Regions from separate parts of the Homo sapiens genome. Here region 2 is linked to region 1. Evidence: chromatin loops called from intact Hi-C (ENCODE). Cell type or tissue: OCI-LY7. All regions are shown on one strand. Links, peaks and the distances in the headings refer to the core of each region. The heading gives the core; the rest is flanking DNA.

Region 1 (12,491 bases), core at 4,931-7,430:
AAACAAATAAAGAAGATCATATCAAACAGTGGTAAATGCTAGGAAAAACAAACTTGATTTTTATTTATTTGTTTATTTATTTATTTGAGATGGAGTCTCGCTCTGTCACCCAGGCTGGACTGCAGTGACGTGATCTTGGTGAACTGCAACCTCTGCCACCTGGGTTCAAGTGATTCTCTTGCCTCAGCCTCCTGAGTAGCTGGGATTACAGGTGTGCACCACCACGCCCAGCTAATTTTTGTGTTTTTAGTAGAGATGGGGTTTCACCATGTTGGCCAGGCTGGTCTCGAACTCCTGACCTCAGATGATTTGCCTACCTTGGCCTCCCAAAGTGCTGGGATTAAAAGTGTGAGCCACCGTGCCCAGCTGAAAACAAACTATAGATGGGATGGTTTCTCAGTCTATTTTCTCTTGTTATAACTAAATATCATTTTTCAAAGAATAAAAGTTTATTCAGCTCATGGTTTTGGAGGCTAGGAAGTCCAAGGGCATGGCACCAGCCATCTGGTGTGGGCCTTTATGCCGTCTCATCACATGGTGAAAGAATTGCATGGCAAGACAGAGCAAGCAAGCCAGAGAGAGCTTGTTTTTCTAACAAAGCCACTATCAAGGTAAGAAACCTACTCCCATGATAATATTAATCCATTCAAGAGGGCAGAGGAATTAAGTTTCCAACACATAAACTTCTGGGGGACACATTCAAACCATAGCAGATGGTCAGGTAAGACCCCACTGAGAGGCAATATTTGAGCTAAGACCCAAATTATATGTGAAGGAGGCAGCCATGCAAAGATATGGGGTGGGACTGGGGGTGGGGGTGGGCAAGGAGCTCTTGGCAGTGGGAACAGCACATGCAAAGGCCTGTCCTGTTCTGGAAACAAATGAATCACAGTGAGGCTGGGTATAGAGGTGGGAAAAGAGTGGAAGAAGACGGTCAGAAAGGTAGACAGTGGCAGGTTTATTTAGAGCCTTTGCTGGCAGAAGAAGAGCAAGATAGCTAGTTAGAAAGAGCCCTGTGATAGGCATAAGTAAAACATTTAGGAAAACTCTTGAGTGCAACTACTTAAAAGGTAGACTAAGCCAAGTATATACTAAGCCTATAGCTCTAAGGGAAACAGCGAGGTGGGGTGGGGGACATAATATTAGTACGTGTTGATTGCTCCTCAGCGTTTGTAGCAAGATATTACTATGAAGAGATGTGTTCAGGTAATAACTGACAATTTCCCGAGAAGAAATGAATGTAAGTAGGAGGAAAATCCAAAAATTTGGGTTTTCTTGGATATAGGAAAGCTACCTGCTTCTGGACCCTAAATTACAGGAATGAAACTGGAAAAGGCTTCAAGCATTAAAGGCTCATTATTAAAAATTCTCTTACAAAGAGACTCAGTACTGTGACAAACATCAGATTAAAGGTGTTGCTTTTCCCACCCAAGCTGACTCGCAGATGACCCCAAGGTAACCACCAGGAAGTTGACAAGGAGACTTGGCGGTGCAGAATAATAATAATAATAATAACAGATTGGACAACTAAGTTGAGGAAAGAACTTTAATCATGGTTAATGGGTTACTGGCGTAAGAAATCGATTGGAAGCAAATACAGCCAAAGGCTATTTTCGGAGAAATTGAATTGCCAAAAGTCCATGAACCTGGCCTGATAATGTCTTTGACTCTCAAAGCTTAAAACCACACTCAGTCTCCCAGATTTGCACAAGCAGGAATTGGGCTGGTCCTGAAAGCCACACTGTCCCAAGGCAGACTCAATCCCAGGACTCACTTCAAACGTGGCCAGGGAACAGTTAAGGAATAATCTCCCAGAGGTACACTCTAAAAGCAACAGAAATAGATGAGACATCAGGGTGGGGGAGAATGTAGCTAGACAAAGTAAAAGCATCAAGGAACTTTTCAGAGACTGTCTAATATCCAGAGCTCCAGCAGAAGAAGATGATGGGGTGAGCCAACAAGACTGAGAAGCAGCAGCCAGTGAGGGAAGGGAAACCAGAAGTGTTTCCAAAAGGAGCAAGTCAGTTATGTAGAAAGCTGTTGGGAGATCAAGGAAGATAAAGCCAGCTGTGATATTGTGAAATATATATTTGGTCTTCGTCCCTGTCTCTTGGCGCACAACTCCTAAAATCCTTGAAATCTTCAAAGTGATTTTATGTTAAAAAGTGCCTTTTCATATGCGAATGAGTTTACTGAGGGGTTGGCAGCCCATAGGCAGCTTCAGGATGGGGGCTGGTTGCTGGAAAGACCAAGGCAGAATTAGAGGGTTGGGACTTTCAACCCTACCCTGCAACATCCAGGGAAGGGAGAGGGGCTGAAGGTTGAGTTGATTTCCAATGGCCAGTAACTTAATCAATCATGCCTATATAATGAAGCTTCCATAAAAACCCAAAAGGACAGGGTTCAGAGAGCTTCCAGACTGCCACATCCCTGGAAGTTCCTGGAGAGTGGCACACCCAGGGAGGGTATGGAAGTGCCAAGCCCCTTCCCATACTTTGCCCTATGCATCTCTTCAACTGTATCCTTTGTAATATCTTTTATAGTAAATAGGTAAATGTAGATGTTTCCCTAAGTTCAGTGAACCACTCTAGCAAATTAATCAAACCCAATGAGGAGGTTGTGGGAACCCTGATATATAGCTGGTCATCAGAAGCACGGATCAAACAACCTGGAGCTTGTGATTGGCATTGGAAGTGGGAGGCGCTTTTGTGGGACTGAACCCTTAACCTGTGGGATCTGATGCTATCTCCAGGTAGGTAGTGTTGGAATGGAATTGAGTTAGAGAGCACCCAGCTGGTGTCAGCTACTGGAGGAGTGCTTGCTTGGTGTGTGGGGAGAAGCCCCCTACATTAGGTGTCAGAAGCTGCATGTGACTATGTTGTGAGAGGGTGGCAGGAAGAAACTGAGTTTGTTAATCCTATATTTTCAGATCAGCAAAGAAGCCATTGCATTTTGCATGGTGGAACCACTAGTGAACTTGAAAAGACAATTTTAAAGGAATAACAGAGATAAAACTCAAATTGGAAATTGTTGTAAGAAAAAGGAAGGAAGACAGTGTCTGCAGACAGCTCTCTAGAATTTTGCTCTTCCAAGGAAGAGAGAAATATGGGTGGAAGCTAAAGGGGGATGTGGGCTCAAGGAAAGGTTTGCTAAAATGGGAGGTGTTCTATGCTGATGTGAATAATTAGGAAGAGAGGGGGAAATGGATGTAGCAAACAGAAGACAAGCACAGGAGCAAAGGGCTTGGAAAGACTGAGAGGATATGATCCAGAGCCCAAGAGGAGGAGCTGACTTTTAATAAGAGGATGGACACATAGTCCATTAGAAACAGGAAGCCCACGTCACTCTGGGTCTCACTTTATCAGGCTTGTCAGTGGCAGGGATTAAAGACAGGCCCTGTCTCCTGAAGGCAGGCAGAGAACCAGGCAGGAAGGCATGATATGGGAGCCATGCTGCTGCCTGTGAACCAGATGATCTAATGTTATGCTGTTCTTGGTGTAACCAAAATGGAGGTTCAGTTGCTTGCCACTTGTAGAGTTCAACTAACAAGAGGTCTGGTATAAAGACACTGACTTTATTCCAAAGTTTAGCTTAGGGGAGGAAGTCCAGGCTTCTGCCTTTAAGGCTAGCACTTCACTTTTGGGGCAGAAATTCGGGACTTTTAAAGGGGGACTTAATTTGAACGGCATACAGGGGAGGGAGCGAGCAGGTGTGGGGTCTACGTGGTTTGTGCGTTATCTGCCAGGTGGTTGAGCTGGTGCCATCGTGGGCAGAGCTAGGTTATAAAGTGGCCATGATTTTGAGATACTCTTCAGGTGGGAAAGAGTTTTGTAATGGGCACCCTTCAGGTTGTAAATAATTGACTGCTGTCTCTCGACGCAAGCTCCTGGTAGGAGAGAGCTCAGCTCTGGAGCTGCTAAGTAAGCACACAGTCAGATAAGCTTGCCCAGAAGGGAGTGTCTGGTGAAGGGAAGGTAAAGGTTATAATCATTTCTAAAGAGCTAAGTAGGAAGCAGGGAATAGGAGAAAAGAGAAAAGAGAAAATAATCATAACTGTAAAAATTAACTTTTTTTCTCTTAGAAACAGGGGGGGTACTCAGTTTCATTGGTGCTTGTTTTCTTTTGCCATCCTTGAGACTTCAGAGAAATCTAATTTAAATATCCCAGGCTGGTCTCAGCTGTGCCAGAGAATTCAGGAAAAGCATTCAGCTGGTGTCAGCTGTGGAGAATTCAGGAAAAGGTCAAGTACCCATGCTTGGGATGGGGGTGAAGGAGGAATGGTAATCGACAGATTTCTGAGAGTAAGGTGAGTATTCCTCAAGTTGAGCTGGTGAGGGCCAGTGTCCCCACCTCCCCTGCCATTTGTGACTCCCTCCTTCCCAAATGGAGAGTTATTAGGGAAGATCTTTCCCTTACCTTGTCCATTGGACGAGCCGTCCTGATGCACTTCCTCTTTCCCTCCAGCTCGTGTCACTAGAAGCTCACTCTATGCTGAAGACCACACTGGTCGGCGTGGAGGGGAAAACAAAGTGAAATGCTGCTGCTTTAAAAAGTGCTGACAGGTGATAGGGAGCCAGGGGTATGTGTTTTTCTGAGGATCTTTATAGTTGGCTCTATAGTAGAGTCCTAGAGTCCTAGAATCCTAGAAGTTTCGTGTTGGAGGGGTTTTCCAAACCATTTAGTTGCATCCATTTGAGATGGCTGGAAGCGCACAGAGGCAAGGAGAGTGAAAAGATGACCTGTCCTAAGATCACTTCCAGTCAAATCATCTGTAGGCCAAGTGCAGGGGTTGGCTGGTGAACTGGTTCTGAGAGCTGAAAGTGGGGTGTGGAGGGTTTAGGACAGGCACCAGTCTCACTCACTGCATTAAAAGGGCAGTTCGACAAAAAACCAAACACCGCATGTTCTCACTTATAAGTGGGAGCTGAACAATGAGAACACATGGACACGTGGAGGGGAACAACACACACCGGGGCCTGTGTTGGGTTGGGGGTGAAAGGGAGAGCATGAGGAAGAATAGCTAAGGAATGCTGGGCTTAGTAACTAGGTGATGGGATGATCTGTGCCGCAAACCACCAAGGCGCATGTTTGCCTATGGAACAAACCTGCACATCCGGCACATGTACCCCTGAACTTAAAAGCTGAAGATAAAAAATAAAAATAAAATTTAAAAAGGGCAGTTGGATTTAAAGGCAGGAGCTGACTTCAGCGACCCTCCATTATGGGTTTTCTAGGCTTTCGGAAGGTTCAGGACCTCAGGAAGTAAGAGTTTGTCCCATTGCCCTGTAGCCTTTTACTGTCACGTCCCAGGGTCTCAGTGACCCAGCCCTAGGGGCACTCTGGGCTCCTTCTGCAAACCCTTCGAGGCCTGCCTGCTTCTTTCCCAGTCACAAAGCTTCCGAGAAGCTGAATTCCATCTGAGGTTGATCTTCCCTCAGTGCAAGATGAGGCCTCGCGTATCCCTGGGGTTAGGGCTGACTGACAGCAGCTTCCCACTCAGCTTTTTAGGGATGGGAGGAGTTGGATTTGATATGGCCAGTTGGTGGATGGGAGAAGAAAAGTCAAGAAAGAACTATTGACTTAGGAAGACTTCTGGAAAGGCCCAGCGGAACACCGTCCCCCAACCCCGAGTAGTTTAAAGCGTTTCTTCTCTGGCACAAATCTGAACCACATTCCCTCCTTACTCAGCCCTACCCTGACCTGGGATAGCAGGGGACCCAAAGGAACCAAGGCAGCTTTTTGTTTGTTTGTTTGTTTGTTTGTTTTGAGATGGAGTTTCGCTCTTGTCGCCCAGGCTGGAATGCAATGGCGCCATCTCGGCTCACCGCAACCTCCATCTCCCGGGTTCAAGCGATTCTCCTGCCTCAGCCTCCCGAGTAGCTGGGATTACAGGCATGCACCACCACACCCGGCTAATTTATTTTTATTTTTAGTAGAGATGGGGTTTCTCCATGTTGGCCAGGCTGGTCTCAAACTCCCGACTTCAGGTGATCCACCCGCCTCGGCCTCCCAAAGTGCTGGGATTACAGGCGTGAGCCACCGCGCCCGGCCCCAAGGCAGCTTTTAAGGGGATGTGCAACCCCAGTTGCTTTCCAGGCGGCCTTAGCAGCAGAAGCACCTGCAGTCAGTGCCCACTAGGTGGAGACAGAGTCCCGGAGATGCCGGCAGCAGCCTCACTACTCCAGAATCCCAGGCTCCTGGGTCCCTGGCTCCGTGGGCTCCTGTTCTGGAAATAAATGTCTAGGACCCCAGCTCCCCTTCCAGACCAGCCAGAGCCTGTCCCCATTGATAACTCACGTTTATAGCATCGTGGTGTTTAGAAAGCTGATTCACGTCGTTACTCTAGTTGGCTTCACAATTGTCCTGAGGATGGGTGGGCTAGGTATTTGCTGACCCCAGTCTTAGGGTTGAGGAAGTGAGGCCTTCGGGAGCCTTTGAGATACAGTGAAGGTCACGCGGTGCACAGCAGAGCTGGCCTCAAACCCAGGTCCCCTCGACTGAATCCCAGATTCTGCCAAATCTCAGCTGCCCCTCTTCCTCTAGGGTGCACCGCACGGCAGCCACCAAGCTATTTGGCATCAGAGTAGAGCCTGGGTGCTTGGTTCCGTGGGTCCGTATGCTGCACCCTGATGGGGCCCATCTGGTCTTCAGAGAGCTGCTGTGCCCCAAGGCCAGGGCCCAGCTCTGCCTCAGGGGATTTGAGGGCACTCAGAGATGCAGGCAAGGACAGTGTTTATGAGCACCTCTGTACCCCAGAATGGGAGAACCAGCAGGGCTTGACCACACCGGAGCCCGGAGCGGGCCTCCTCTCCCCAGACATCCCTGGATGTGTGAGTGCTGGAGGGAAGTGGGGATTGGCATCGAAGGTCTGACTTAGACCTGCTTGGTAAAGGCTGAGAATGAAGGAAAGGCTGTATTCCCAAAGTTGCCAGCAAATTCTGGACAAGCAGGTGAATGAGGCAGAAAAGCTGAGAGCAAAAAAGCAGTTTCAGTTCCACATAGGGAAGGGCTTCCTTTCTCGTGGCAAGGGGTAGAAGTTATGGGAACACACAACAGAAATTGTCAAAGCTGGCTGGGTGGGGACAAGTGGGGCGGCCATCTCCGCGATGGACAGCATGCCTGAGATACCACCTACCAGCTATGGAGCCACAGCCTCAGTTTACCCATCTGTAAAATGAGGCCAGCGCTCAGCGTCTCATCCCACAAGTGAAGGCTGAAAGGCAGCATTCTGAGTGTGCTGTGAATAGCAGACCCCTCTGCTTGGTGAGCTGTTGTGTGTTGTATGTTCCCACTCTGTCATAGAGTCAGAATAAGAGGAGCCCCATCGGGTCCCAGAGTAGGTATGGATGAAGTCAGTGATTTCTCATGTTGTCTGGCCCTGGAGATTCAGTCAGGGTGGTGGGTAAGGGGGCCTTGTGCCAGGCTGCATCTCTCCACCCTGCCTCCCTGGGAAGACATGAGGGAACGGGTGCAGCCAGCCGGTGTACAGTTGGGAGCGGCTGAACGCAGCGTGGCTTTGCTATTAATGTAGTCAGTAAATAAATAAAGGAGGGCTTAAGCTTAGTGTACAGCAATCAGTTTAGAACTACAGGGTAATTAGCGCTGCAGGGGGCTGCAGGGCGGCAGAGTCAGGTTTAAATGAGCGAGTTCACTTTCACTGAGGCACCCCCTGGGTGCAGAAAACGCAGCCTGGAGAGGAGCCTGCCCTCCTGCCAGCCCACGAGTGGAAGTGGGGATGGCGGCGGGGCTGGGCCTGAAACCACACAGAGAGCTGGGGGATGGACCTGCCCCCATGGGCCAAGGACCAGGTGTCTACATATGCAACCCCCCAGCCCCTCTCCTGCCCCGCATCCTGCCCAGCAACACCCAGGCAGCTCCCAACTATGAAGCACCACTGCCCTGTTGCCTCCTGCTCCTTCCTCTGGCATGCGGCAGACACGGGTCAGGTGGTCTATGAATCGACATGAGCACAGGTGTGGGGATGCAGGAGCTCCCCCCCCCCCACTGGGCCTCTGCGTGTGTGTACACGTGTCCTGGGGAGGTGCCCGAGCGGGCATGTGATGTTCCTCCTTCCCTGCTCTCACGTGCCCCTGACAACTGCAACATGAGCCCTGGAGTGCTAATTACCTCTCTGTTTCCCTCCTTCTCCCTCTCTTTCTTTCATCTATTTATACAACAAAGATTTACCGGGTGCCTATCATGTGCCAGGCAGCATGAAGCTCTGGAAACACAAAGATAGATAACACACAATTCCTGACCTCAAGGAACTGACAGTCTGGTAATGGTGACAGTTAAGGAAACAGGTGACTAAATGGTACTATAGAGACTCTATGCCTAATTTAGCTTCAGGGGTCCAGGGAAGGCTTCCTGAGAGAAGGTTTGAGCTGAAAAGTGAAAAAGGAGAAGTTGAGAGAGCCAGACAGAAGGGGTGTGTGTGTTTGCGTAGCTCTCAGAAGAGGAAACAGCACACGCACAGGCCCACAGGGGAATGGAGCTCGGTGTGGCCCAGAACACCCGTGGTCCCATCGGCTGGAGCAGAGTAGGGGTTGGCCGAGGGGCTCAAGAGTGATCTTAAGACGAAGTTGGGTGCTGAGCAGGGGCTCTGTCACTCAGGGTGTCTTGGAACTTTGTTAAGGAGTTTGAATTCCATCCTCAGAGTACTGAGGAGTCACCAGGGACTCTCATCTAGGGAGCGACATGATGCTATTTGCATTTTTGGAAAATCGCTCTGGGCAGCAAGCAAAGCAGAGGATGGAAGTGACAGAGGGTCTGGGCTGAAGCAGGGCACTGAGGCCAGTCATCTTCAGATCCCCAATCCCCTCCCTTCCTGGTGCCAGGGGCGTGAGGGGCTCCCACATGGGAAGGCCTGGCCGTGCTGAGTGGAGGGAGGCGGCCTTGGCCTTGGCTTCCCTTATGCCTCTTCTCACGGGCTGCAACTTGCCTGAGTCTTCAGCAAACCTCTGCTGGCGCCGGGCCTCAGCTCTCCACTTTGGTCAGGAGAGGAGTTCCTCAGAGCGACTGGGAGGAGAGCTGCTAAGGCTGAAATGACCCAAACGCCTCCTTGAACCCAGCCAGGACTACAGGGCATGCGGGGAGCTCCCGCTTAAGGTCCCTGGAGAACACCCTGCAGCCCCACGGCGGCATCCTCCCAGCCCCTGCCTCGGTGCCTGTCCCCTCTTCTGACCCCAGCAATGTGCCCTCCTGGTGAGTGTGTTCTGGAGGAGGCTGCCCACAATTGCCAGGGTTGGGGCAGAGGGCAGTGGCAGCCGGGGCTGGCAGGGGGCGGCAGTGGGGCCGCCTGCCCCAGGCAGGGAGGAGAGGGGTTGAGTCAGGCCACGGAGGGAGCATTCTCAGGCTGGCCTGGCCAGGGCCCCTTTCTCTCCATGAGATCATATCTGGGTCAAAGAGCATGTAAAGCTGGCAGAGCTGGCGGTCACACAAAGCCCATTCAGCCCAGCCCCTATTCACTCACCTCCTCTCCCCCAGCGCCCGCGCCGCCGCGACCCCAGCACAGCGCCTAAGCCCCAGCTTTGATGTCCAAGAACAGAAAACGGCGATTAAATGTTGTTTTAAAGAGGGAGTGCTCACTGCCCTCCCATCTGTCAAGAGAAAGCTGAGGCCTGAGGGAGGGGAGGGGAGCTGGGGGAGGGGCGAGGAGGCTGTGTGTGTGTGTCTGTGTGTGTGTGTCGGGGAGTTGGAGTAGAGTGTGGGGGTGAGGAAATAGGCAGGGGCCCAAGAAAAGCCAGGATCAGGACGGCTTGGGGGAATGGTGGCAACTGCTCAAAATCAAAACACAGAATTTGGTTAAGGACTGGTTTCCCAGATGAGAAATATGTGGAGAGGGAAAATAAGGTGGGACAGAGAAACAAAAGCAAAAAGAAAGGAGAAAAGACCACAGATGAGGAAGAGAGGGGAGGAGTGGAAAGGAGAGAAAAAAGATTGGGAGAGAGGAAAAAGATGAGGGGCAGGAGGGGTCAAGAAAGCACAGCAGACGGCAAAGAGGGAGAGGAGAAAGCAAAGACAGAGAAGCAACTTCTAGGGGCTGGAGGCCCCCAGGCTGCACCTGTTCCTCCTCCTGGGAAGATTGTCCGGTGGTAGGGGTAGCTCCAGGCGGTTTCTGCTCAGCAACCCCAGGGTCAGACAGACCCGGGTCTTGGCCCCAGGAGAACAGGGCTGAAAGGTAACCCTCCCAGTGCCACCCCTGGCAGGCCAGGCCTTGTTTGGCTCCCCAGGTGGGTGGCGGTGGCGCGTGGGGTGATGGCTCCCTGCGACTCCTGGTGATGCTGGAGGCCAGGCCTGATGCTCGGTGTGGGTTTACCCTACCGGAGTGACCCAGCACGACAATCATGGCTGTGTCCCCTGGGTCTTGAGGAGGAGAGGGGTTATTTTGGTCAGAGACAGGCAGTGAGGACGGCCTCAGGCAGAGGTGCTGAAGCACCACGTCTAGGATTGAGTGGCTTTGGTTTTACAGCTAAAGATAGGGCGATGCTTCTATCCCCGATAAGAGGAACGGGGAAAGGGCCAGAGAAGAGGGCTTGGCCCAGACACAGGGAGATGAGACAGGGAGGGAATCGTACCCATTGAGTGTTGTGGAAATCCTTTATTCCGTCCATGACAATGCAGAGCTTGCACGGCCACCTCCCACCCATCCCCTCCCCTGCACAAGGCCACCTGCTCCAATCTCCTTTCTTAACAGCTCTTGGCTGCTACAGACGCAGGCAGGGACCTTTGATTGTGTGGAAGCTTCTTGTTGAGAAATTTCTGAAGCTTGCTTAGCCACTAAGGAGTCAGTTGAAAATGTCTCTCTAAAGACTAAAGAAGACGTGAGACCCCTGCTTTGAGAACTCTGGAGTAAAGGAACCTGGCCTGGTATCAGGAGAGGTGGATGGAGTTCTGACTGCTGCTCACCAGCCGTGCAATCCTGAGCAAGTTATCCTAACACAGCCACGGATTCCGACTCAGCGGCCCGCTAGCATGGTAGCCCCAGGGCGGCCAGGGTTTGTCTGTTTGTCCTTTGCTGTAATTCCCAGCGCCGACAACAGTAACTGGTACATGGTGGTCTTGCTGAATAAGTGAACAAGTGCCTACCTAGCACATTGTACCAAGGATCATACGATATTAACGTATTTAACATTTTTTAACTAAAAAGTATTAGAAAAATGTTATTCAGTGCATCTGTGCCTTGTAAATGTGGCATAAAAGTGACACATAGATAAGTCTAAATATGTGTAATACAGAGCTTTCTTTTTCCCAGTCCCCACACAAAAATCTTAATTCCTCTACCATGTTCCCCACACAAGAAAAGGCAAAAAAAACAAAAAAAAAAAACAAAACAAAACCAAGTACTTCAATAAAAAGGTGGGACGCTTCAAGCGAGAGACAACTGAATTAACTTTATTCTCTTCTAACTGCAGATTCAAGGTATACAACTGAACATTGCTATTTTTCTTATGAGACTTATAAATAAAAATACAAAAAATGTTCACTACAAAAAAATCTACTGTTAGTAGGATGTAAAAAATATTCTCTTTGCTATAGAAGGCACAAACTTCACTTAGTGACACATGGAGAGAGAAAAAAACCTGCAGCAGTAAATTCATTTTTTCTTTTTTTTTCCTTTTTTTTTTTTTTTAAATCTTGTCAGAAACACTGAAATTACAAAGAAACGCGTCAATCTACACGAAACGAAGGCAGATGCGGAAAGCTGCAACCAGGACTGCACAACTTCGAGTGAAACTGCTTCGGAACTAGAACAGATAAGGAGCGGCAAGCACAACTCGGGGAAGTGGGCTGGGGAGGGGGCAGCAGGAGGCAGGAGAGAGGGAGAGAGAATGGAGTGGACAGAAATGAGACGGGGAGCCAGAGGGAGGAGGGGAGGGCGGGAGAGGGAGATGGAGAGGGCAAGGGTGAGAGGTGGGGAGGAGAGAAAGAGAGAAAGAGATTGATTTGTACAAAAAAGTAACCAGTAAAATTGAAGAAACAAAATTGGGCAACCTCCTAAAATTAGGCTAAGAGGAGGTGCTGAGGTAGACATTAACTAGAACATTGATGAATTAAAAACACTATTCTGTAATACAGAGCAATCCGACTGGCACTTGTGCTATCACGACATAAGACAAGCCACAAAAACAAACAAATAACAAAACGAAACATAATACCCAAACCAAAAGGCTTAGTTTTGCTTGGTCCAGCAGGGCAGCAGGGCCCTCAGTGCTATAATTTACATACATATATATATATATTTATCTTTATATATACGGGTTGGATGTCATGGTGCACCACCACGGCTTCTTAACCTTACGAAGATCATGCATAACACTATGTGAACAAATCCTATGATACACACCAGGAGGCTGGTACCCTGTCTGCGAAGTTGGATGCCAAGGGCCCGGGGAGGCCGCAGCTGCTGGCTAACCGGCCTGCAGGGCCTGCACCCCTCTTTCTCCCCACCCTTTTCCCCTGACCCAACCTCTCTGGTTTGTCCTGCACCC
Region 2 (12,491 bases), core at 4,961-7,460, 960 kb after region 1:
ATTTGTTCAGCTAGTGTGAGTGGCCTGTAGTGTGCTAGATGCAGCGGAAGGCCCCTGGGGTGCACTTGACAAATAGTCATCACATGCTAAGTGGTTAAGAGCTGGGGCTCTGGAGCCATTTTGCTGGGTTCAAATCTCACATCTCCACCTATTAGCATTCATTAAAATGTCTTGAAGCACCTACTATGCACCTTCTATTGTGCTATGTACTGGGGATCATATTCCTCCTTTTTTATTACTAACACTACTGAAACCTTCCTTACAAACTTTATAAAATTAATCAGGGAAGCAGGGAAGGGGAGAAATAAAATAAGCCCAGCTTGCAGCACATTCAGCATGAACCATGAGGTCAGCTTGTTCTCTGGCCTGCTTCTTCATAATTATTTAGTGTCTGTTATCTCAGAATCACGTAGACCCAGTTACAATATTATAGTTCCCCTTAACTGCTCTATAGTTAACAACTTGAACATAAAACATTGTGTTTTCCACTTGGAGTATTCTTTCAGGTCCTGCATACCAGTGAAATTACTAATGTCAGCTGTTCTGAAGGACCCATTGACACCAGCTGGTCTGAGGGCCCCACTATGACCCTGTCCTGCTGCCCCCCCAGGTCTCCTACTGTAGCTGACCAGAAGTTGACTCACCAAAGAATGCAGTTCCCAAATCCTGATACTTTCATCCCCCTTATCCCACCAATGGACAACCCCAGTTATCTAGCCCCTCACCTCCATGATCTCCTTAAAAACCCCAGCCCAGCACTCCACTGGGAGATAGATTTGAGGGACTCCTCCTCACTGCAGCTCTCCTCCCCCTCACTTGGTGCCCTGTGATCTGATTCTTTCTGTGCTGCACATCCTTGTATCTCAATGTAACTAGTCTCTTATACACAGTAGGCATACAGTCTGTTGGTTCTATGCATCTGCTACTGCTACTGCTAGATGTGTGACCTTAAGCAAGTTACTTAATCCCTGTGGGCCTTAGTTTCATCATCTGTAAAACTGGGTTGTTAAATGATTCTCTATCCCATAGGGTTTCTGTGAGAGGTACATGAGTTAATACAGGCCATGTGCTTAGAACAATGCCTGGAGCATTATCAATACCTAGTAAGTATTATTAACTATTACTACTACTATGATTCGTATGTGTTAGACCAGGTCCTCTAAACCTTGATTGTGTGTAGAAATTGCCTGGTGATCTTGTTTAAACAGGATAGGGGCTGAGATCTGCAGTGACATCCCTTTATGGACTGTGGCCACACTGAGTAGAAAAGTGCAGACACTTCATTAAATGCTGGGATGCAGCAGAGCACCAGTGGTACCTAGTCACCAGACTCAAGGAGCTTATCACCCAAGGGGAATAAGGGTCAATAAACAAAATCATCATGTAAATTCTCATTGTGATAAGTGCCATAAGAAGTAAAGGGTGAAAAGCAAAGGTAGCACAGGGTGCCATGGAAGTCTAGTCTCAAACACTGGAAGTCTTCCCTGATGATGTGGTGTTTAAGAAGAGACTTGGGGGGTGAGTGGGCATTGGACAGTTAAAGAGGGAGGTGGAGAAAGAGCGAATGGCATGGGCAGTCAGGAAGGAGCCTGGTATGGAGGAGGAACCAGCAGAACACCAAGTTTGTCTGCTGCATGGAGAACAAAAGGTAAGCAGTGCAAGATGAAGCAAGGGCCAGATCACATTAGGCCTTTGAAAGCCATGTAAAGGTTTTTGGTCTTTATCCTAAGCATCATAGGCAGCCTTCCAGGGGTTTTAGCAGAAAAGTGACATGCTCAGATTTTTATTTTTTCTTAGAAAGTTATTCTGGCTGCAATGCAGAGAATGATCTGGAAAGAGGTGAGAGGGACACTGGTTAGGAGTTTGTTGTGGGTACTGGCAGTAGGAATAGAGATGAATTTGAGATGTATTTTCGAGGGAGGATTGACAGCAGGAAAGTATCAATAATGACATTAGGTTTCCAGCTTGACCAGATTAAGGTTCTCCATTGGCTGAGCTAGAGAATATTAGAGAATAATGTTTGGAGAAAAGATGAGGTCAGATTTGTGATATCCAGTCCAAAATGCCCATGAGTTATCCAAGTATAGATGTGGAGTAAATTGATAATTGTCCCTTAATATTTGTTCTCCTCTTCTTCAGATCTACCAATTTTTAGCAAGGCCCAAGACACCTAGAGTAGACTGTGTTTCCCAGCTTTCCTTGTGTAATACACGATCAAGTTCTGACCAATTAGATATAAGCAGAGGTGGTGGTGCTACTTCTGGGAAGTGTCCCCAAAAGGATGCCCTTTTCCTTGCTGATTGGAATGGGGACCCAATGGCTGGAGCTGGGCCAGCCATTTTGGACCATGATATAGAAGCATTGTGTTGAGGATCTAGAAGGAGGTCGGGTCCTGAGATCATGGAGCTGCCTCAAGGGCTTTGGACTGCCCGACTTCATATTTCTATATGAGCAAGATATTGAACGCCAACAGGAGATACTTCAGTTGCTGGAAATATAATGACTTTTATTGAAGATTCTGCTATCTTGGGTTTTCTGTCACTCCCAGTCAAACCTAATGTTAACTGATAAGGAAAGCACTCTTCGTTTATTCATTCATTCAACTAACACTCTCTTAATGTTTATATCTAATTTTTCATCATAAGTCCCTACAGTAATATTATACTAGCACAATAGAAATGTTAATACTTTAAAATGAAGCACAATAATGTTATACTAGCATAATAGAAATGTTGATATTTTAAAATGAAACACATGTTAATTTTTAAATGCATCTCATCCAATAAACTTTACACATTGGAGCAATTTGATACTGAGATCGTGAAATTAAGAAGGTTATGTTATTCTTTTTTCTCCTTGAAGTCATTTTTCCATTTTATATCTCCCCATACACACTTGGAATACTATCCTATTATGGAATTTTTTTTCTGTTTTTTGAGATGGAGTCTTGCTCTGTCACCCAGGCTGAAGTGCAGTGGCATGATCTTGGCTCACTGCAACCTCCACCTCCTGGGTTCAAGCAATTCTCCTGCCTTAGCCTCCTGACTAGCTGGGATTACAGGTGTCTGCCACTGTGCCCAGCTAATTTTTGCATTTTTAGTAGAGACGGGGTTTCACCACATTGGTCATGGTTGGCCAGGCTGGTCTTGGACCTCTGACCTCAGGTGATCCATCTGCCTCAGCCTCCCAGGGTGCTGGGATTACAGACGTGAGCCACTGCACCCAACCTTATGGGATATATTTTCATGCTTGCATCTCTTTTATTGATAATCTCATCATACTTCACTGCCACAGAAATATCAACAAAAGTTGTTGGAGTGTTTGCTGTGACCAATTATCATACTATGAGCCAGGGGCACAGCCTCTGTCCTCAAGGATCCCACAGTCTAATGAGTAAGACAGATGCATAAACAGATTATTACATTAATAGAACAGTATGATAAGGGCAGTGAAGGTCTAGTGCCTAAGGAAGAGGGAGGGAGAAGGAAATGCTGTCAGGCAAGTCCCCACAAGAATAGGGATTTCCCTGGTTAATGTGCAGGCTGGGAGTGTGTAGACGGCTCCAGGCAGAGGGGACAGGACTGGCAAAAGTTTAGAGGCAAGAAACATTGTGAAAGGCAAGAGTGGTGCAAGATGAGCCCAGAGATGTGGGTAGGGGCAGCTATATCCCGGATGGAAGCCATAGGAAGGGTGTGGAACAGGGACACAACAAGGCAAGAGCCCAGGGATGGAATGATAAGAGTTTATTGGGCAGGAGGGATGCAAAAGACGGGGGCAGCATGTTTGCTCCTGGTTGAGCTGGAAGTCACAGACATTCGTGGCTTCTTCAGAAGTCACTTCCATCTTGATGACTCCCACATACATCTCTGCGAACCCAAACTTTACTCCAAGTCCCAACTCTCTAAATCCAACAGGGTAACTAGACAATGCCTTTCCTGGGAGTAGGGATTTTGCTTTATTTTATCTTTGTATCCCCAGCCCCTGGTGCTTAGTTGGAGCTAAATAAAGATTTGTTGAATAAGTGAGTTTTTCTCTTGCTCTGCTTAGAGGAAGGTTCAAATATGTTATTCTAGATGGAAAAGGAATAAGGGTGTTTATAGTTTCTCTGCCTCAACCTTCCCAGAGTGGTCCATCCTGGAGGATAAGCACTGTTACAGTCACAAAATACTTTTCAGGATAAATCTTGCACTTGACAGATTGACCACTTTAACATGTCAAAAGTCCTGGTAAACCCCGGATAGCCACTGGGCTGTCCAGGAAGATTCCAATTTCCCCACTTCCAGGTGCATCGTAGGATCTCACTTCTCTATGGCCTGGTGATTTGCTTTGGCCAATGCAGTGTTGGGAGAAGTGAAATGGGCAGAAGCCTTTAAGCGCCAGTTTGACTCCCCATACATGTCCTTTCCCCCGACCCAGCAACCAGATGGTGTCCCTGAGTGAGTTCATGGAGGACAGGTATCTGTCTACCTTTGATGGATATGTAGAATGAGTGAGCAACAGACCTTTCTTGTTATAATCCATAAAACCTTGGGGCTTGTTTGTTAACGCAGCATAATGTAGCCCATCATGTCTAATACGGCCACTCGGAACACTTCTTCTTCACTTGTTACAATGGCAAAGTCTAGGGACCTCGCATATGAGTATATGTAAATAACAATGGTTATGATTTACATTTTAAGTGTCAATGTCTATGTATTTTCATATATATTCAAATGCACAGAGGGAAACAGACTTTTAAATTGTTGCTGACTTGCGTTTCAAATATATTTCTCCTAGAGAACCTTTATGAATCATATTTTCACAACGACTACTTCCACCTGATCCAAATCCCTTGTGTGATACTTCAGTTTTACTTTTGTTTTATGTTCTCAATAAAAATGGGAGAACATTTGTTCACGGTAAGTCTGAGACTTGGAGATTGTACAGTAAATCTGAGACTTGGAGATTGTATAAGTGGTCTCCCCTCTCTTTTACTCTGCTCTCTCTTTAGTGTAAACAATTGTCTTTGTTGTCTTTGTCTCTCTTTGTCTTTTCTCATCAACCATACTTTAAAAACTTAGGTGCAGCCAGGTGCGGAGGTTCACTCCTGTAATCCCAGCACTTTGGGAGGCTGACACGGATGGATTGCCTGAGCCCAGGAGTTCGAGACCAGCCTGGGCAACATGGTGAAACCCCGTTTCTACTAAAATACAAAACAATTAGCCAGGCACACCTGTAGTCCCAGCTACTTAGGAGGCTGAGCTTGAACCCAAGAGGTGGAGGTTGCAGTGAGCCGAGATTGCGCCACGGCACTCCAGCGTGGGCGACAGAGCAAGACTCCATCACTAAAAAACAAAAATAAATAAAAGTTTAGGAGAGATATTTTTTTTTCTCCTGAGGACATGAGGAATAAAGAGATCTCACCTTTGCCTGCTAAGAGTGATTGGTGTTGACAAAGTCAACCTGAATCCAGGAACCAAACTACAAACATGGCCCATTAGACAAAGACCCCTCACCATGGATGCTGGAGCTGCAATTGATTTGATAACTTTGGCTTCAAAATTTAGAGAAGGAGGAAGCTGAAGGAATGTAACACTGTCTTTTTCCTCCCTAAAGAGAATTCAAAAGTCACATTTGATTTTTTTTCCAAACCTATGTCCTTTTGAAAGAAAAAAACTAAAAACAAACAAACAAAAAACAGCATTCTACCATAGACGTAGAAATAATTTCAGGATCCAGTTAGACTTAGTCTGTGTGACCACAGGGGCCAAGAGTCTTCCTTGAGATTTCTATACTTAATGAAATGACACTACGGTTATTAACAACAACAACAGTAATGATAGTAACTAGCCCTTAATGAGCTGCTATGTTCCAGGCATTGTGCTCAGTCCTTTACATGCATTATTTAATTTAAAGCTCTTGATAGCCTTACAAGGTCTTATTCCTATTTCAAAGACAAGAAAATGCAGTGAGAGAGGTAAAGTGATTTGTCAGAGGCTGAGCCAAGATGTGAGCCCTGGTCTGTGTCCCACCAGAGCTCAGGCTACCCCACCGCACCACACTGCCTCAGATGTACTTTCTTGAGAGAGCCCTGTTTTAAACTCCTGCCATCAGTGACCACTCCAGGAGCCTCTGGGCCTCGCTGGGCCTCGCTGCGCCTCGTGAACGTAGAAGCCTCCTTACAGACTGCTCCCTCCACTTCACAGGCTGGCCCACCCCTGCAAAGGTGAAAGATACATCTTAACTATAGCCAGAGGGGCATGCCCCCCACTCCATTAAGAAAGGCAGCGTGTCTCCATCAATGTCATCTTTGGATCCTTTCTGGGGATCGTAGGACTTCTCTGCCTGAAAAAGAAAAGCACTGGGCATTCAGTGCCAGGTGGAACCGGTGCCACCAAGCCTGCCTAGTGTGGAACAGCACTGCCACCGTGTGGCAGACTGGCTGCACCTGGACAACCACTGTGGCAGAGAAAGGCTGGGACCCACGAGCAGTCAGCCATTCATGCATTTATTTAATGTTTGCTGAGCACCTACTATGTGTCTCGTACCTGGCTAGCTGCCTCTGACTGCTACTGCTGCTGTGATCACTTCTCTGGATAGTGAATTAAATGATGTCAACAATTTAGGCTCCAGAGAATGTTTAACACTTATTCATCATTTATTTAGGGTACTTGGTCATTCATTTAGGGGTGATTCATACCACTCAGAAATTATAAAGACAGAGCCAGGCACAGTGGGTCATGCTTGTAATCCCAGAACTTTGGGAGGCTGAGGCAGGAGGATCACTTGAAGCTAGGAGGTCTAGACCAGCCTGGGCAACAAAGCAAGATTCCATCTCTGAAAAGAGTGAAAAAAAAAAATTAGTCAGGCATGGTGACATGTGCCTGTAGTTTCAGCTAATCAAGAGGATCACTTGTGCCCAGGAGTTTGAGGCTGCAGTGAGCCAAGATCATGCTACTGCACTCCTGCCTGGACGACAGATTGAGACCCCATCTCGGAAGGAAGGAAGGAAGGAAGGGAGGGAGGAAGGAAGGAAGGAAGGGAGGGAGGGAGGGAGGAAGGGAGGGAGGGAGGGAGGGAGGAAAACAGAAGAGAAGAAGAGGGAAAGGAAAGGAAGGGAAGGGAAAGGAAGGGAAGGGGAAGGAAGGGGAAGGAAGGGAAAGGAAAGGATAGGAAAGGAAAGGAAAGGAAAGGAAACAATTGTGTGATGCACAGCTTTGTGCAGTGAGGTTTTTTTTGCCTCCAAGGTTTTGGGGACAAGAAGGCACACAGAGAATTAAAGGAGTCCAGAGTTACTTGCTGTCCTGATATAGATCCCATCTCAATTGCTATAAAAGGTTGAGATATGTATTTCTAGAACACATCTTTGCTTCTTTTATATCAACAGTTTAAGAGCATATTTAAAGTATATAATTAAAACTTAGAATATAGAGAAAGACAGAAAATTTTCATGACCTCTTACCCCAACAGTACTATTAACATTTTGATGTATTTCCTTTCAGTCTTTCTTCTACATATTTTTGCAATGATGTAACCAGGATTACATACGATTTTGTTTTACTTTATTGGCATAGCATAATGTCATCATAATCATAATAGCTGACACATTCTGAGCACCCTTGATGTCTCAGGCTCTTTATAGGAGCTTTAAACATTATCCCATGAAACCAAGTTACAACCTTAGGAGATAGTGTTATTATCTTCCTTTTAGTAGACAAGGCAATCAAGGCTCAGAGAGGATACATATTTGTCTTGTCTCTAGTTAAAGTCTATACCAGGTAATTGCATTGTTTTCATTACTGATATTTAATATTCACATTGCATTCCATTTATTCATTTCTCTACTTCACTTGACTACTTGCTATCATTTTAGAGCTTTAGTTGTTTCTAATATGTTTTGCTCATGTAAATATTGCTGCAACAAACATCTCTAAGTAAAACTTCTTATGTATCTCAGATTATTTTCTCTGGGTAGCTTCTCATAAATGGGTTTCTCAATCAAGATTTCAAACTTTTATGGTTGTTAATATTCCCAAATAGATTCTCAATGGATTTGTACAAATTTGTACCATTTGCCAACTATGACCAGCAATGCTTGAGAGTGCTAGTTTCACAGTATCCTCATCAGCACGCTTAATTTTTTTCTGATCTAAAAGATGAGAAATAATCTGACAAATGAATCAGTGATAAATGGACTGTTTTTGTGTATTTTATTATTGGAGAGCCTGGAACCCCTTTCACTTTTCATCACTTACACTGGTGCTTTCCAGCTTCCAGAACCACAGTGAAGAACAGTCTATGTTATCTCACCTGGCTTTTCCTTCCTCAAATTGCATATCCTTTTGGACAGCCCTAGAATGTCTCTGCCATCTTGTATCCTTTAAACTAAGAGTTCTTAACTTAGGGTCCAGGGACCCCCTCCCAAGGGTCCATGGATAGAATTCAGGGTGTCTCTGAACTTGATTGGGAACAAAATTGTATTTTTATTGTTACCAATCTGTCACTGGAATTTAGCATTGGTTTCATTGTTTTTTTTTTCCAGCTTTTTATTTTATTAAAAAACCTTTTTTAAATTTCAATAATTTTTGGAGAACAGGTAGTGTTTGGTTGCATGGAAAAGTTCTTTAGTGGTGATTTCTGAGATTTTGGTGCATATGTCACCTGAGCAGCATACACTGTACCCAATGTGTAGTTTTTATCCCTCACGCCCCTCCCAACCTTCCCTCACAAGTCACCAAAGCCCATTATATCATTCTCTTTTTTTTTGAGACGGAGTCTCGTTCTGTCACCCAGTCTGGATGCAGTGGCACAATCTTGGCTCACTGCAACCTCTGCATCCCAAGTTCAAGCAATTCTCCTGCCTCAGCCTCCTGAGTAGCTGCAACTTCAGGCACCTGCCACCATGCCTGGCTAATTTTTGTTATTTTTTAGTAGAAACAGGGTTTCACCATATTGGCCAGGGTGGTCTCAAACTCCTGACCTCAAGTGATTCTCCCTCCTCGGCCTTCCAAAGTGCTGGGACTACAGGCGTGAGCCGCCATGTCTGGCCCATTATATCATTCTTATGCCTTTGCGTCCTCATAGCTTAGCTGGCACTTATAAGTGAGAACATACAATATTTGGTTTTCCATTCCTGAGTTACTTCACTTAGAATAATGGTCTCTAACCCCATTCGGGTTGCTGCAAATGCCATTAGTTTATTCCTTTTTTGTGGCTGAATAGTATTCTATGGCATATATATATATATATATATAGCTTTTATTCACTCATTGGTTAATGTGCATTTAGGCTGATTCCATATTTTTGCAATTGCGAATTATGGTGCTGTAAACATGCATCTGCAAGTATCTTTTTCATATAATTACTTCTTTTCCTCTAGGTAGATACCCAGTAGTGGAGTTACTGGATCAAATGTTAGTTATGCTTTTAGTTTTTAAAGGAATCTCCATACTTTTTTCCATAATGGTTGTACTAGTTTAGATTCCCACCAGCAGTGTAAATGTGTTCACTTTTTACCACATCCATGCCAACATCTATTTTTTTTTTTATTGTTTAATTATGGTCATTCTTGCAGGAGTAAGGTGGTATCTCATTGTGGTTTTTTTTTTTTTTTTTTTTGCACTTCCCTGATAAAGGTAGTGATGCTGAGTATATTTTCTTATGTTTGTTGGCCATTTGTATATCTTCTTTTGAGAATTGTGTATTCATGTTCTTTGCCCACTTTTCAATGAGATTATTTGTGTTTTTTTGCTGATTTATTTGAGTTCCTTGTAGGTTCTGGATCTTAGTTCTTTGTCAGATGCATAGTTTGTGAATATTTTTTCCCACTGTGTGGGTTATTTATTTTGCTGTGCAGAAGCTTTTTAGTTTATTAAGTCCCATCTATCTATCTTTGTTTTTGTTGCATTTGCTTTGGGTTCTTGCTCATGAACTCTTTGCCTAAGCCAATGTGTAGAATAGTTTTTTCAGTGATATCTTCTATAATTTTTATGGTTTCAGATCTTAGATTTAAGTCTTTGATCCATCTTGAGTTGATTTTTTTTTTTTTTTTTTTTTTTAGATGGAGTCTTGCTCTGTCACCAGGTTGGAGTGCAGTGGCGCAATCTCGGCTCACTGCAACCTCCGCCTCCTTGGTTCAAGTGAGTCTCCTGCCTCAGCCTCCCAAGTAGCTGGGACTACAGGTGCATGCCACCACACCCAGTTAATTTTTGTATTTTTAGTAGAGACAGGTTTTCACCATGTTGGCCAGGATGGTCTCAATTTCCTGACCTTGTGATCCATTCACCTCGGCCTCCCAAAGTCCTGGGATTACAGGCATGAGCCACCCTGCCCGGCCGAGTTGATTTTTGTATAAGGGGAGAGAGGAGGATCCAGCTTCATTCTTTCACATGTGGCTAGCCAATTATCGAAGCACCATTTCTTGCATAGGGTGTCCTTTTCCCACTTCATGTTTTTGTTTGCTTTGTCAAAGATCGGTTGGCTACAACTATTTGGCTTTATTTCTGAGTTCTATATTCTGTTCCATTGGTCTGCATGCCTATTTTTATACCAGTACCATGCTGTTTTGGTGACTATGACCTTATAGGTTGAAATCGGGTAATACGATGCCTCCAGATTTGTTCTTGTTAATTAGTCTTGCTTTGGGTATGTGTGCTCTTTTTGGATTTCATATGAATTGTAGGATTGTTTTTTCTAGTTATGTGAAGAATGTTGATGGTATTTCGACGGAGATTGCATTGAATCTACAGATTGCTTTTGGCAGTATGGTCATTTTCACAATATGGATTCTATCCACCCACGGGCATAGGATGTGATTCCATTTGTGCCATCTATGACTTCTTTCAGTGTTTTATAGTTTTCTTTGTAGAGATCTTTCACCTCCTTGGTTAAATATATTCCTAATTATTTTAAGTTTTTTGTTGTTGTTGTTTTGCAGCTATTATAAAAGGGGTTGAGTTCTTGATTTGATTATCATCTTGGTCATTGTTGGTGTATAGCAGTGCTACTAATTTGTATACATTCATTTTGTATTCTAAAACTTTACTGAATTCATTGATCAGATCTAGGAGCTTTTGGAATGAGTCTTTAGGGTTTTCTAGGTATATGATCATATAATTGGTGAACAGCAAGTTTGACTTCCTCTTTATCGATTTGGTTGCCCTTTATTTCTTTCTCTTGTCTGACTGCTTCGGCTAGGACTTCCAGTACAATGTTGAATAGAAGTGGTGAAAGTGGGTGTCATTGTTTTGTTCCAGTTCTCAGGCAGAATGTGTTCAACTTTTTCCTGTTTGGTATATAGGCTGTGTGTTTGTCATAGATGGCTTTTATTACCTTGAGGTAAGTCCCTTCTGTGCCAATTTTGCTGAGAGTTTTAATCATAAAGGGATGCTGGATTTTGTCAGTGCTTTTTCTGCATCTATTGACATGATCATATGATTTTTGTTTTTAATTCTATTTCTATGATGCATCACATTTATTGACTTGTATATGTTAAACCATCCCTGCATCCCTGGTATGAAATCCCCCCCACTTGATCATGGTGGATTATCTTTCTGATATGTTGTTTGAGTCAGTTAGCTATTAATAGTATTTTGTTGAGGATTTTTGCATCTACGTTTATCAGGGATACTGATCTGTAGTTTTCTTTTTTTGTTATGTCCTTTCCTGGCTTTGGTATTAGGGTGATGCTGCCTTCCTAGAATGATTTAGGGAGGATTCCCTCTTTATCTTTTGGAATAGTTTCAGTAAGATTTGTATCAATTCTTCTTTGAATGCCTTATAGAATCAGCTGTGAATCCATCTGATCCTGGACTTTTTTTGTTGGCAATCTTTAAGTTACTGTTTAAATCTTGCTACTTGTTATTGGTCTCTTCAGAGTTTCTACTTCTTTCTGATTTAATCTAGGAGGGTCGTATATTTCCAGGAATTTATCCATCTCCTCTAGATTTTCTAGTTTCTGTGTGTAAAGGTGTTCATAGTAGCCTTGAATGATCTTTGTGTTTCTCTGGTATTGGTTTTAAGATCTCCCATTTCATTTCTAATTGAGCTTATTTAGATTTTCTCTCTTATTTTCTTGCTTAATCTCACTAATGGTCTATCAATTTCGTTTATCTTTTCGAAGAATCAGCTTTTTATTTCATTTATCTTTTGGATTTTTGGTTTCAATTTCATTTAATCCTGCTTTGATCTTGGTTATTTCTTTTCTTCTGCTAAGTTTGGGTTTGGTTTGTTCTTGTTTCTCTAATTCCTTGAGGCATGAGCTTAGATTGTCTATTTGTGCTCTTTCAGACTTTTGGATGTAGGAATTTAATGCTATGAACTTTCATCTTAGCACTGCTTTTGCTGTATTCCAGAAGTTCTTATATATTGTGTTACTATTATCTTTCAGTTCAAAACATTTTTTAATTTCTATCTTGATTTCATTGTTGACCCAAGGATCGTTCAGGAGCAGATTTTTAAATTTCCCTGTATTTGTATAGTTTTGAGGGTTTCTTTTGGAGTTAATGTCTAGT

Evidence for each region. Hi-C counts contacts between places; a loop is a spot of excess contacts. Peaks named below come from ENCODE experiments on the same cell type or tissue, not always from the same donor. Only the 100,000 strongest peaks of a DNase experiment are listed, where the experiment ranks them.
Region 2: a loop joins it to region 1, with 23 times the contacts of the local background. A loop is called at or near these places in 17 of 110 quality-filtered maps.

What each region holds. Positions count from the first base shown.
Region 1 is chr11:114,254,860-114,267,350 of GRCh38, reverse strand. It overlaps ZBTB16 (zinc finger and BTB domain containing 16), which reads right to left. Exons shown (of 7, transcript NM_006006.6): 7 at 10,586-12,491. It also overlaps a transcript of NNMT not described here. Among named protein-coding and RNA genes, the nearest start is that of NNMT, 35 kb to the left of the region's middle. RefSeq lists an enhancer at 9,208-9,736. In OCI-LY7, for the core only: a CTCF peak has its summit at 6,142 (motif pointing right); a DNase peak (open chromatin) is centred at 6,130.
Region 2 is chr11:113,299,810-113,312,300 of GRCh38, reverse strand. All of the region lies in intron 1 of TTC12-DT (TTC12 divergent transcript), which reads left to right. Among named protein-coding and RNA genes, the nearest start is that of TTC12-DT, 8.4 kb to the left of the region's middle. In OCI-LY7, for the core only: CTCF peaks have their summits at 6,198 and 6,399 (motif pointing left); a DNase peak (open chromatin) is centred at 6,410.